Regions from separate parts of the Homo sapiens genome. Here region 1 is linked to region 2. Evidence: read pairs that join two places in POLR2A ChIA-PET (ENCODE). Cell type or tissue: Panc1. All regions are shown on one strand. Each heading gives the region's core, and the rest is flanking DNA. Links, peaks and the distances in the headings are about the cores only. Region 1 overlaps LOC105376015 (a long non-coding RNA gene). Region 2 has its middle 92 kb from the start of TMEM215.

Region 1 (5,380 bases), core at 183-5,182, 270 kb after region 2:
GAGTTCGAGAGCAGCCTGAACAATGTAGCAAGACCTCATCTCTAAAAATAAAAGTGTATAATTTAATAATTCTTAGTAAGTTTAAAGAGTTTTGCAATCATTACTGCAATGGAATTTTAGAACATTTCCTTCACCCCCAAAATAACCTCATTCCCATTTGCAGTCACTTCCTATTTCCACCTTCAGCACCACCCCCAACCCCCGCCACACAAAACCACTGATCTGCTTTCTGTTTCTATTGATGTGTCTGTGATGGATATTTCATATATTTATATTCATATGAATGGAACCATGGTCTTTTGTTTATGTCTTCTTTCACTTAATGTATTTGACATGCATTCATGTTGAAGCATGTGTCAATACTTTGTTCCTTTTTATGACTGGAATAGTGTTCTGTTGTATGGATATACCACATTTTTCTTATCCATTCACCAGTTAAAACATTTGGGTTATTTCCATTTTTTGGATATTATGGCTAATGTTCTCAGGAATATTCATATACAAATCTTCATGTGAATGTAGATTTTCATTTATCTTGGGTAGATAATAATGGCTGAATTGTTGGGTCATATGGTGACTCTATTTAGTATTTTAAGAAACTGAAAAATGTTTTACAAAGTGGCTGCACCATTTTCCCGCCAGCAGAATACAAGAGCTACAGTTTCTTTACATCCTTGTCAATATTTGTTATTGCCTGTCTTTTTATACATTGGCTTGGTAAATATTTGTAATAATGTGCAGAACCCCATGCCACCTTTGTAGACCCTCAGATGGAAGCTGCTGTCTGGAATCACATTCTGAGAAATGGATTAATGATCCTTCATTGATGCTTAGGACCTATGTACACCTTCTAGCTGTTGTATTAAACTCTAAAAACTCTAGTATTTTTGTAAAAATATCATACTACTTAAAGCTTAGGGTGTCCATGTGTCAACAACTATTAATTATACTCCAGTATCCAGTCTCCCCTTCTTACACAGGGGGCAGTCAAAGAGTCCCATTTTCCAGCCTCCCTTGCAGCTAGATGTAGCTATGTGATTAAGTTCAGAAGAATGGGATGTGAGCAAAAATGTCATGTTCTCTTAAATGGAGCCAGGCTTTTACCTCTTTCCACATCCTCACTGATGGGAAGGTGGAAGTGAGGGTAGCCATCCTTAGACCAAAAACAGATACTAGGTGCTGAGATTGGCAGGGCATTAAGACACAGGAGGCTTGGGCAACTGGTGATTGCAGGGCCTCCATTCCAGCCCTGGATTGCTTACCTGGATTTTAACATGAGAGATAAGTATCTTGTTTAATCCAGTGTTATTTTTTATTTATTTTGTATTTATTTGAGATAGAGTTTTGCTCTGTTGCCCAGGCTGGAGTGCAGTGGCTGCAATCTCAGCTCACCGCAACCTCCGCCTCCCGGGTTTGAGCAATTCTCCTGCCCACCATCTCGCCTAGCTAGTTTTTTGTATTTTTAGTAGAGACGGGGTTTTGCTATCTTGGCCAGGCTGGTCTGGAACTCCTGACCTCAAGTGATCCACCCACCTAGGCCTCTCAAAGGGCTGGGATTACAGGCATGAGCCACTGAGGCTAGCCCCAGTGTTATTTTGAGGCTCTCTGTTATAACAGCCAAAAAGTGAAATTACTAACATCTAGAATGGCTCTGTAGGAACATGGCTAGAATATGAGAGTCTCCGCTGATGAATATGATCATACAAGGAAAAGCAGGGCAATGGAGACAAAAAAGCCTGGGAAGAAAATCAGGACACTAGAATTTTAGTAGCATTTTTACCTCTAGTCAGCTTTGTGATCTCAGGCAAGCCTTATATTTCTCTGTCTTCATCCATGAAACAAGATGGTTTTGTACAATTGAAAATAAATGCTTAAAGCTTGAAAATAAAAAGCATCTGGTTTCAGAAGTACTTCATTATATTCCTAATCACTGGTAAAGCAACTCAGTACTACAGGCTGGGAAGGAGAGGGAAGGGAGACATAGGGATAGATTTGTAGAAGAATACAAAATTACAGCTAGATAGAAGGAATGAGTTCTAGTGTTATATAGCGCTACAGGATGATGATAGTTAACAATAATATACTCTATAGTTTCAAATAGCTAGCAGGAGGATATAGAATGTTCCCAACACAAAGAAATGATAAATGTTTGACATGATGGCTATGCTAATTACCTTGACCTTATCACTATACATCATATGTGTTGAAACATCACTATGCACCCCATAAATATGTACAAATCATTATGTGTCATATAAAATATTTTTTTAAATTAGGAAAATATATAAATGTAAACCTTTGGTATCAACTTTCTTAAATAAAATAGATGTTAATCATCTTCAGCAGCTGCATCAGTGAGAATGTTAACATGGGGCTAAGAATTTTCCTATACACAGTATTAGCTTTTTAAGTCCTCCCAATGGGTGCCATTATTGTCTTCATTTTACGAATAAGGAACCGGAGGTTTAATGAAGTTAAGGACCTTGCCCTGCCATGCAGATAGTTAGTGGTGGAGCCAGGGTTTCAGTTCCTGAACCCGGAACACAGGTGTTTGGCCACTGCTACTCTGCCTCCATAACTATACCCAACACATACCAGAAGATCAATAGTGATGGCCAGTGGCCATATGACCACTTTAGCTATTGTGACTAGAAGGGATTATCATAGTTTAAAATGAATAAACAACTCTTCCTAATTTGCTCACTAGGTTAAGGTGACATGGGAAGCGATCATTGTGAGTCATCCAGGGAACACAGGGAGAGTTAAGCTGATGGTGACGCACACCTGCCAACTGCTGAGAAGAAGATAATCAGCCCTCAGGAATTTTCGACCCAGCCGCACTGCACAGCCTGGTTGCTGGACTCCTAGGACCAAGCCTCCTGGGCCTGGCAGGCAGCTGTAATTCAGAGTGGGTCGGGGCTCCAGGATGTGTTGTTTCCTGTGCATTGCACTTCGCAGAGGCACAGAGCAGAAGCTAAGCCTGATGGCCTCTGAACACTGGTTGGGTTTTTTGTTTTTTTTTTTTCCTGGCAACAAAATTAAAGCCGCACCTAGGGATTTATCCACCCTTTTGCTGATCTCGATGTGAACTGTGCAGCTGAATCCCTGCACACAGTACTGACTCTCTCAGGGTGTTGCTTAAAATGTGGCTGAGCACAAATGCAAAACATCGTCTTGTTGAAGTCAGCACACAGAATTAATCTCTAAAAGTAATGAAAGAATTAGTTTCACTTTGTAAGATAAATAAATGCAAAGTATGGTGAAGTCAGAGATGTTCAGCTCAGTTGCTTTTAGACGGCGACATCTTTTGAAAATGATATTATATATTTGGGACACATTTTAATGCCACTCTAATATTTTGTGTCATTATAAGGATGCTTTGGGTTTTTTTGTTGTTGTTTTTGAAGTCTATTATCATATGAGTTTTTTTTTTTTTTTTTTTTTTTTTTTTGAGACAGAGTCTCGCTGTCGCCCAGGCTGGAGTGCGTGGCGCGATCTCGGCTCACTGCAGGCTCCGCCCCCCGGGGTTCACGCCATTCTCCTGCCTCAGGCTCCCGAGTAGCTGGGACTACAGGCGCCCGCCACCTTGCCTGGCTAATTTTTTGTATTTTTAGTAGAGATGGCGTTTCACTGTGTTACCCAGGATGGTCTCAATCTCCTGGCCTCGTGATCCGCCCGCCTCGGCCTTCCAAAGTGCTGGGATTACAGGCGTGAGCCACCGCGCCCGGCCTAGCATATGAGATTTTTAACCTGCAACGATTCACCTTTAGTGAATTTTTAGTATTGGAAATGATACAAACTTCAAAGTGTCTTGTCCTTTTTTTTTTAAGCTCTTGGAAACATAAGTATGTGATTTAAGTAAATATAAAATTAGAAGCCATCTCAACACTAGAACTTATTCCTCCTATCTAGCTGTAATTCAGCCTCTAAAGTCAATGTGAAATAAGGCTCACTGTTTTTCACCCCATCCTTAATGTTATTTTTACCCTGACACTGAATTTCAGGCTTTGGTTTTTCTGAGTGTGGCCCACCTGCTTGAAAGTTGTTCTGAAAGTTTGAGGTAAAGGAAGTCAGATCAGAGAGCATTTTCCCCCAGTACCTAACAAAATGAATAAAATGACTGCATTTTAAAGGGCCAAAAATTTCTCATCAGTGATCAAGATTGAAAAAAGGGCAAAACTTCATGTAATACAGTTTTACTTTCAACTGTACGGCTTTCAACCTTGTAATGACACTTGCTTTTCAGAAAGAGAAATGAGGAAAGGTGAGTCAACAAAATTCTGATACTTTTTCTGAATTCGCCTTGATGTGAGGAAGAAGTGGATTGAGGCACGAGGAGGTGGGGAAACTGACGCGTAGGAGCCACTCTTCGTGCCACTGCAGACCCTTGCTAAGGCAGAGGAGTAGGCAGGGCCGGGCATTCTCCAGGGTGCTTGCTGAATGGGGGGATCAACCAAAGCCCTTGGGTTAGAAAATGTCCCATGCTGGGAAGACTGGCCCTGGTAAGGGACATTTGCTGGGGCTTGCAAGAGAGAATCCAGCCAGGCTAGCAACAACTGTAGGCAGCTCCTGATGACCTTTCCTCCTTCTCACAAATTTTCTGGCTAGAGAAAAGTAAGTAGAAAATAACAGCCAGCCCTCAAGTTTTTCTCCATAGGGGTGATAAATAGTTTCCAGGAAGAGGGTCAAGAAGAACTACAGTAGATCAGAGAAACTGAAGTTTATATCATAGCACTGCATAAGTTTAGCTTGAGCAAAATTAAAATAGATGTCATGTCAACCTTGCAAATGAGCCACAGAGGAGAGACGGAGAGAGAGACGGTTAACATGAACATAACAATCTCTGCTTCACAGGGTTGTTGGAAGGAGTAAAAGAGAAAAAGTATGTAAATACTGGACCACAGAACCTGATACATTCGAAGTACACAAAAATCATAGTCTCTCCTCCACTCCCATCCCTTGTTCATAGCCCTACATATTGTTTTTTGTTTTGTTTTGTTCAATTCAGGCTCACTTTGCATTCTTACAACACTGTAGATCTTTAGGTTGAGTAATTTATGGCTTAAAGCTAAATAATTATTTGCCAGCAAACTGTTCTTGAAAATATATAGCAGCATAGGAAAGGTCATGGGCTTTAGTGTTAAAACTAGGCTTTGATCCTGGGCCACCTCCTTGAGTTTGTGTTTTTAGGCAGGTTATACATTTAATCTCTCTGAGCTGACTTTTCTTCTTTATGAATGATATCAATAATCCTAAATTTGCTGTACCTGTATATGTATAAAGCACCTGGCACAAACTAGGTGCTCCTTGAGGTGGCACGGCTAATATCATTTTACTTTTTCAGATTGTTATACAAAACATCAACAAATTATTGTTTGTT
Region 2 (5,380 bases), core at 160-5,159:
TTGGTCCTCTAACAGCTGGGGCATGGCCCAGGGCAATGGAGATCCCGTGCATCCCTGAGTTATTATATACTTCTTCATAGGGTTGTTGTGGAGATACTATAACTAAGCTGTAACTAAAGCAGTGACTGGCTCAATAAATGTTAGTTATTCTTGTTATTATTAAGTGATAGAACTTGTGGGATTAAGCCCTTCTACTACCCAGTGACCTGGGCTTAGTATAGCCAGATATGATATTTTAATCAATATACTACAATATTATTTGAGTCTAATCCTAAGTTAATTTGAGTCCAAGTCCTTGCTTATAATTCTCAAATATTGAGGGAAATTATTACGATTATACTAATAACAAAGCCCCCTATTCTCCTAATCCTCTCATCTTCTCCTCTGGGCCACCTCATGACTCAGGGATGGATGGGGCCTTCATTGCCCTGGGCCATGCCTCAGCTGTTAGAACACAAAGGCCAGTCCTGGCCGATGACTCCCCCTGCACCCTGACATGCAAACTGGCCTGCAGGTCTCTTCTTGTCTCCTGAGTCTCCAGGGAGCATAGAGGGTTATTCATAGTGTTGGCTCTGGCCATGATGCCTGCGGACATAGAGATATTTTTAGAATCTGTTCCCTAGGGTCTGGCTGAAAAGGTCATGCCTATCTTTTTATGCCTAATGTCAACTTCTGAATAAGTAGGAGGAGGAACTCATTTCTGTTAATAGGACACAAGTAATGTCAGGGTTGGGTCCTATTAACAGCATGCGCCCCCCACCCCACCCCGAAACCCAAAGCTGTTTAAAGGAGTTATTATAAAGGAGAGGAGAATGAGGGACTGGGTCAAAGGCTGCCTTGGAGAAGGTTGGTTAGATGAGTTCAGGTAGCATCACGGGGGCTGGACAAGGACCAATGGATGGTTTTGGATTTCATGTTTTCTACTCATCAGAGCTGGGAAAAATGGAATGTTATATTACCAAACAATGAGCACCTCACCTTTGAATGTATTCAAGTGAAGACTGGAAGGCCTCTTCCGGGATGTTGGTGCCTGGGCGTCCTGTGGGTGCAGAAGACTGAATGAGATGGGCTCGCCGGCCCTCCCATGGTTGGGATCCAGTGATTCTGGAGGGGGTGAGGGTAGGAGCTGCATTTCGTGTTTGGGCACTGAATGAGGTGGATGCCAAAAAAATTAACTGGAGTAGCCCTGAAAATAAACCTATCCATCTATCTATGGCCACGTTTTCCTGGGGCTGATTTTGTGTTTCAGTTTTCCCCATGTCTTTCTTTTCTTTTCTTTTCTTTTTTTTTTCTTTTGAGACGGAGTTTCGCTCTTGTTGCCCAGGCTGGAGTGCAATGGTGCGATCTCGGCTCACTGCAACCTCTGCCTCCCAGGTTCAAGTAATTCTCCTGCCTCAGCCTCCCGAGTAGCTGGGATTAGAGGCATGTGCCGCCACGCCCAGCTAATTTTGTATTTTTAGTGGAGACGGGGTTTCTCCATGTTGGTCAGGCTGGCCTCAAACTCCTGACCTCAGGTGATCCGCCCGCCTTGGCCTCCCGAATTGCTGGGATTACAGGCGTAAGCCACCATGCCTAGCCAGTCTTTCTTAATAGTCACAGGGAATTTCATTTGTCTGATATAACGTTTAAATTAAATAGGGTGGAAATACCTGTTTTCTTTTCCCTCCACCCATAAATTTCAATAATAATCATCCTTAGATTTGTCTTGTTGGATCTTAGCCTGTCAGATTGCTTTTTGCACATGAAACTACTGAGGTGGGATGGTTCAGTGACTTGCCTAAATCGTGCAGGGGGTGAGTGGCAGAGCCCAGACATAAACTTTGGCTCCTTGTCTGTTGCTCTTTCTAGTAAATTGGACTGCTTCCTGCTGTGGGGCACTGAGAAAACCCGTGACACCCAGGGTGCTGAGATGAGCAGGAAGTCACACGAGTCTGGAAGGCCACCTTTTTTAGGTGTAAGTCCTTTCTTCCTGGTGAAGTGCTTGTACATATAGATACTCAGGAAATGTTTATTGACTTGAACAGAGTAATACTGTCAGTGCCTGGTACCTAGTTAGCAGTCCATAAATAGTTACTAAATGAAAGCAGCAGAGCTTTCAAGAGCTTCAACGGAGCTGCCCACAAAAGCTCAGGATGCCTGAAAAGGCCGATGTCTTTTTCTCTACTCCTGGATTGGTAGGTAGGCTCAACCCTCGCATGGTGGTAAGGCCTCCTACATTCTCTGATGGCTCCTGACTTAACCTCCATTCTGGGCTGCAACTAAGATGAATCCTGAGGATACTTCCTACAAACAAGGGCATTGAGCCCAGCAGAGCCTGCTGGGCATCCAGGTTGGCTCATTAGTAGACAGCAAGCAGCTCTTCCTCCTGCCATGGCCCTGCAGCATGCCTGACATGGGAGCCATCCAGTCTCCTCCTGTGATTAACTGGCTGCAGTGTTCAGCAGAGCTCTCAGTCAGGAAGTAGCTGGACTCCAAACCCAGCTTCTTGGAAGCTCCTAATTGGGCTCTACCTGTCAAGAGGTAATAGAGAGAGACTTATTGATATGTTTGAAGTGCAACTTTGTGCTTTTTGATAACTAATAAATAGGATATTGGAACTTTCTTATTTTGCAGCCCAGTCTACAGAAGACATGTGAAAGATATTTATAGCTTTCATAACTGTGATCCTACTCCTTCCTAATTGCCAAGTAGTCCTCCCCACCCCCATCCCCCTTTTTTTTTTTCTGTGAATCATCTAGGACTTAGAGTCATTGCAACTGGCTAGAGAGGGACTTTAATCATCCTGAAGATTCCCAGATAGCTTGGGAGACAATAATATCATGTAAAAGATAGCTGCTTTCTTCCCTTTGGTTTGGGGACTTGGTTAAAGAAATGTTAGTAGATGGACAATATTTAGATTTTATATTCTGTGCCAGTAGTGCTAAGAAAAGATTACTGGCTTCAAGAGTGAGCAGTTCTAGGAGAGCGAGAAACCACAGCTAGGAGCTCCACCAGCCCTTGAAGATGCAGAGACATTTATCCAGTCCAGAGGGATGGGGAGATAACACACTGAGTATGGAATAGTGGTTAAGAGCCCTGGTTTCACAGTTAGGCTAATTCAGTTCAAATTGTACCTCTATTACTCATTAAGGGGTGACATTAGGGAAATCACATGATGTTTGAGCCTCAATTTCTGCATTTGTTTTATTTGGATGATGGTATGTATGTAACTGGGTTATAGCACATTCTAAGAGGGTGTGGGTAGGGATAGGGATGGTGGTATGTACCTCATGGTGTTATAGCACATTCTAAGAGGACAAATCGTAGCAACATTATTTTATATTCTTACTGAGCGTGCAAGCTTAAGCATGTCACTTAACTTCTCTGGGCCTCAGTCTCCTCATTTGAAAGGCATTAGAGCAGACGATGATTCTTTGTGTAAAATGGAGTCCAGTCAGGAGACAAGCCATGCCCATTGTTTTAAAAGAGAAGTTGATACAATTCATTATTAACCAGGAATTAAAGAACTGGAAAGGCAATCAGGGAGCACAAAGGAGCCACAGAGGAAACAGCTGCAGGGGCTGGGAACAGAGTGAAGAAGTTGTGACTATTAAAACTCAGAAACTTGGAGAAGGGGATGCACCTCTTAGCTCAGGTGGGTCCTGATGCCTCTGGGGAGGGGGAAGGAGAGTGGTACAACATGGCTGGTGCTGAGAAAACTGCAATCAGAATCCCTGTGCTGTGGCAACAGACTGCTATAGGAGTTCTAAAGAAGAAACCTTTCTGGGGCCATGCTGACCTAAATGGGAAGCAGGCAGGAAGTAGCCGATGGCGTCTCCCTCCTTTAGGTATCCCTTTAGGACTCCCCACCCCTAGAAAACACCTCAAGAGAGCAGCTGGCAAAGGAGAAATGGGCTGTGCAGGGTCCCATCCCCAGTATCACAAGGCAGAGTGTACAAGAGTGGGCTTGGAGAACATACTGTAATAACTGAGATTCTCAAACGTTCCTTTTAGGTCAGAGACTATGAGTCAGATTCTGAATCCCAAGCAGAGAACTCTGTACGTGGGCTCTTGGGACAGCCAGCATGTATGGTGGAATGAGTTTGAGCGCTGGAGTCAAACAGATCTGGGTTGTAATCTTATCTCTGACTCTTATCAGCTATGGGATGTTGGAGAAGCTACTTTGAATTTCTCTGAACCTCATTTCCTCCTATGTAAAATGATGATACAGTACCAATACCCATCTCATAGGGTTATTGTGATAATTAAACAAGAAGACACGTGAAAAGTGCCAGGTGGGGGTGTCTGGCACATGCACGGCAGCCATTATTATTATGAGGGGTTTTTTCAGTGATATCTGCTGATCAGCTTGCTCCGTTTGTTGGCTGCACACACTGATGTGGGCTGTTTTGTTTCTTCCACTCAGATGTGGTTCGGTGGACTGTGGAGGGGAGCCTGGGCAGCGGGTTGACAGTGGCCAAGGATTCCCATGCCAGCAGGGGCACCGGGGGCAGCATCTGCATGGCTGCTCTTGGCTTCTAGGAAGCGGCACTTCACCCAAAGTAAGCTCGTAGGCTGGTTCCTGAGGAGTGTGTTCAGTGCAGGGCAGGGGAGATGTTCCTACGACTGTGCCAAGCTTGAGCTGCAGTGAGTGGGCTCTTGGATGCCCTTCAAGCCAGAGGCAAGAATTTGATTTCCTAGGCAGAAATTCTGTAAACTAAGAGAATCATCTAGAATCTTTTTTCTCCACTCAACAGAGCTCTTATCCTTTTACTTTTTTTGGGTGAGTTCTTAAGCTAGAAATGATATGGACATACAGACCATTCATATTCTTGGAGGCATTAATAACTGGCTTTTCATTAGGTACCTACTTTGTGCCAACTATTGTACAAGGTCCTTTCTATGCATTATCTCTTATTCTTGAATCCTACAAGGTAAGTTTTAGTTTCCTAACATTCTATTCAAGGAAACCGAGGCACAGAGCTGGGAAATAAACTTGCCCAGGGTTTTCAAATAGTATTAAGTGGAGTCAGGATTAGAACCCAGGTCTGTTGGATTCTAGGCCTTTCTTTTACTCTTAAGCCAGGCTTTTCCCAGTGCTAGTTAAAAGTCGTGCAAATGTAACTTAGACAATGTCTGCATTTGTGGGTCACGCAGTGGTAGATTACCTAGCAGTGTACCCAACATACTTCCTTCCAACTCCCCATTGAAATAACAATTAAAGTGGTTTAAATGGCCTCTATTTAGCAGCCTCCCATCTTTACCCAGTGTCTCAAGAAAATGCCTAAAACACAAAGAAAAAGACAAATACTCGTAACTCAAATGGACAGTTTTGGGTGTGATTTAAATCTGCTATGGAGAATATTTTATTTAGCCAATATTCCAACAATTATTGGGGAGG

The links. Peaks named below come from ENCODE experiments on the same cell type or tissue, not always from the same donor. Only the 100,000 strongest peaks of a DNase experiment are listed, where the experiment ranks them.
Region 1: POLR2A ChIA-PET joins it to region 2 with 11 read pairs; 2 of 35 experiments call an interaction of 5 or more read pairs at or near these places.

The regions. Positions count from the first base shown.
Region 1 is chr9:32,601,795-32,607,174 of GRCh38, reverse strand. LOC105376015 (a long non-coding RNA gene) reads left to right here. Exons shown (of 2, transcript XR_929553.1): 2 at 2,708-3,268. Among named protein-coding and RNA genes, the nearest start is that of TAF1L, 31 kb to the left of the region's middle. In Panc1, for the core only: no CTCF peak of the experiment used is centred there; a DNase peak (open chromatin) is centred at 2,763; H3K4me3 peaks cover 347 bases.
Region 2 is chr9:32,872,430-32,877,809 of GRCh38, reverse strand. No RefSeq gene overlaps it. Among named protein-coding and RNA genes, the nearest start is that of TMEM215, 92 kb to the right of the region's middle. In Panc1, for the core only: no CTCF peak of the experiment used is centred there; no DNase peak of the experiment used is centred there.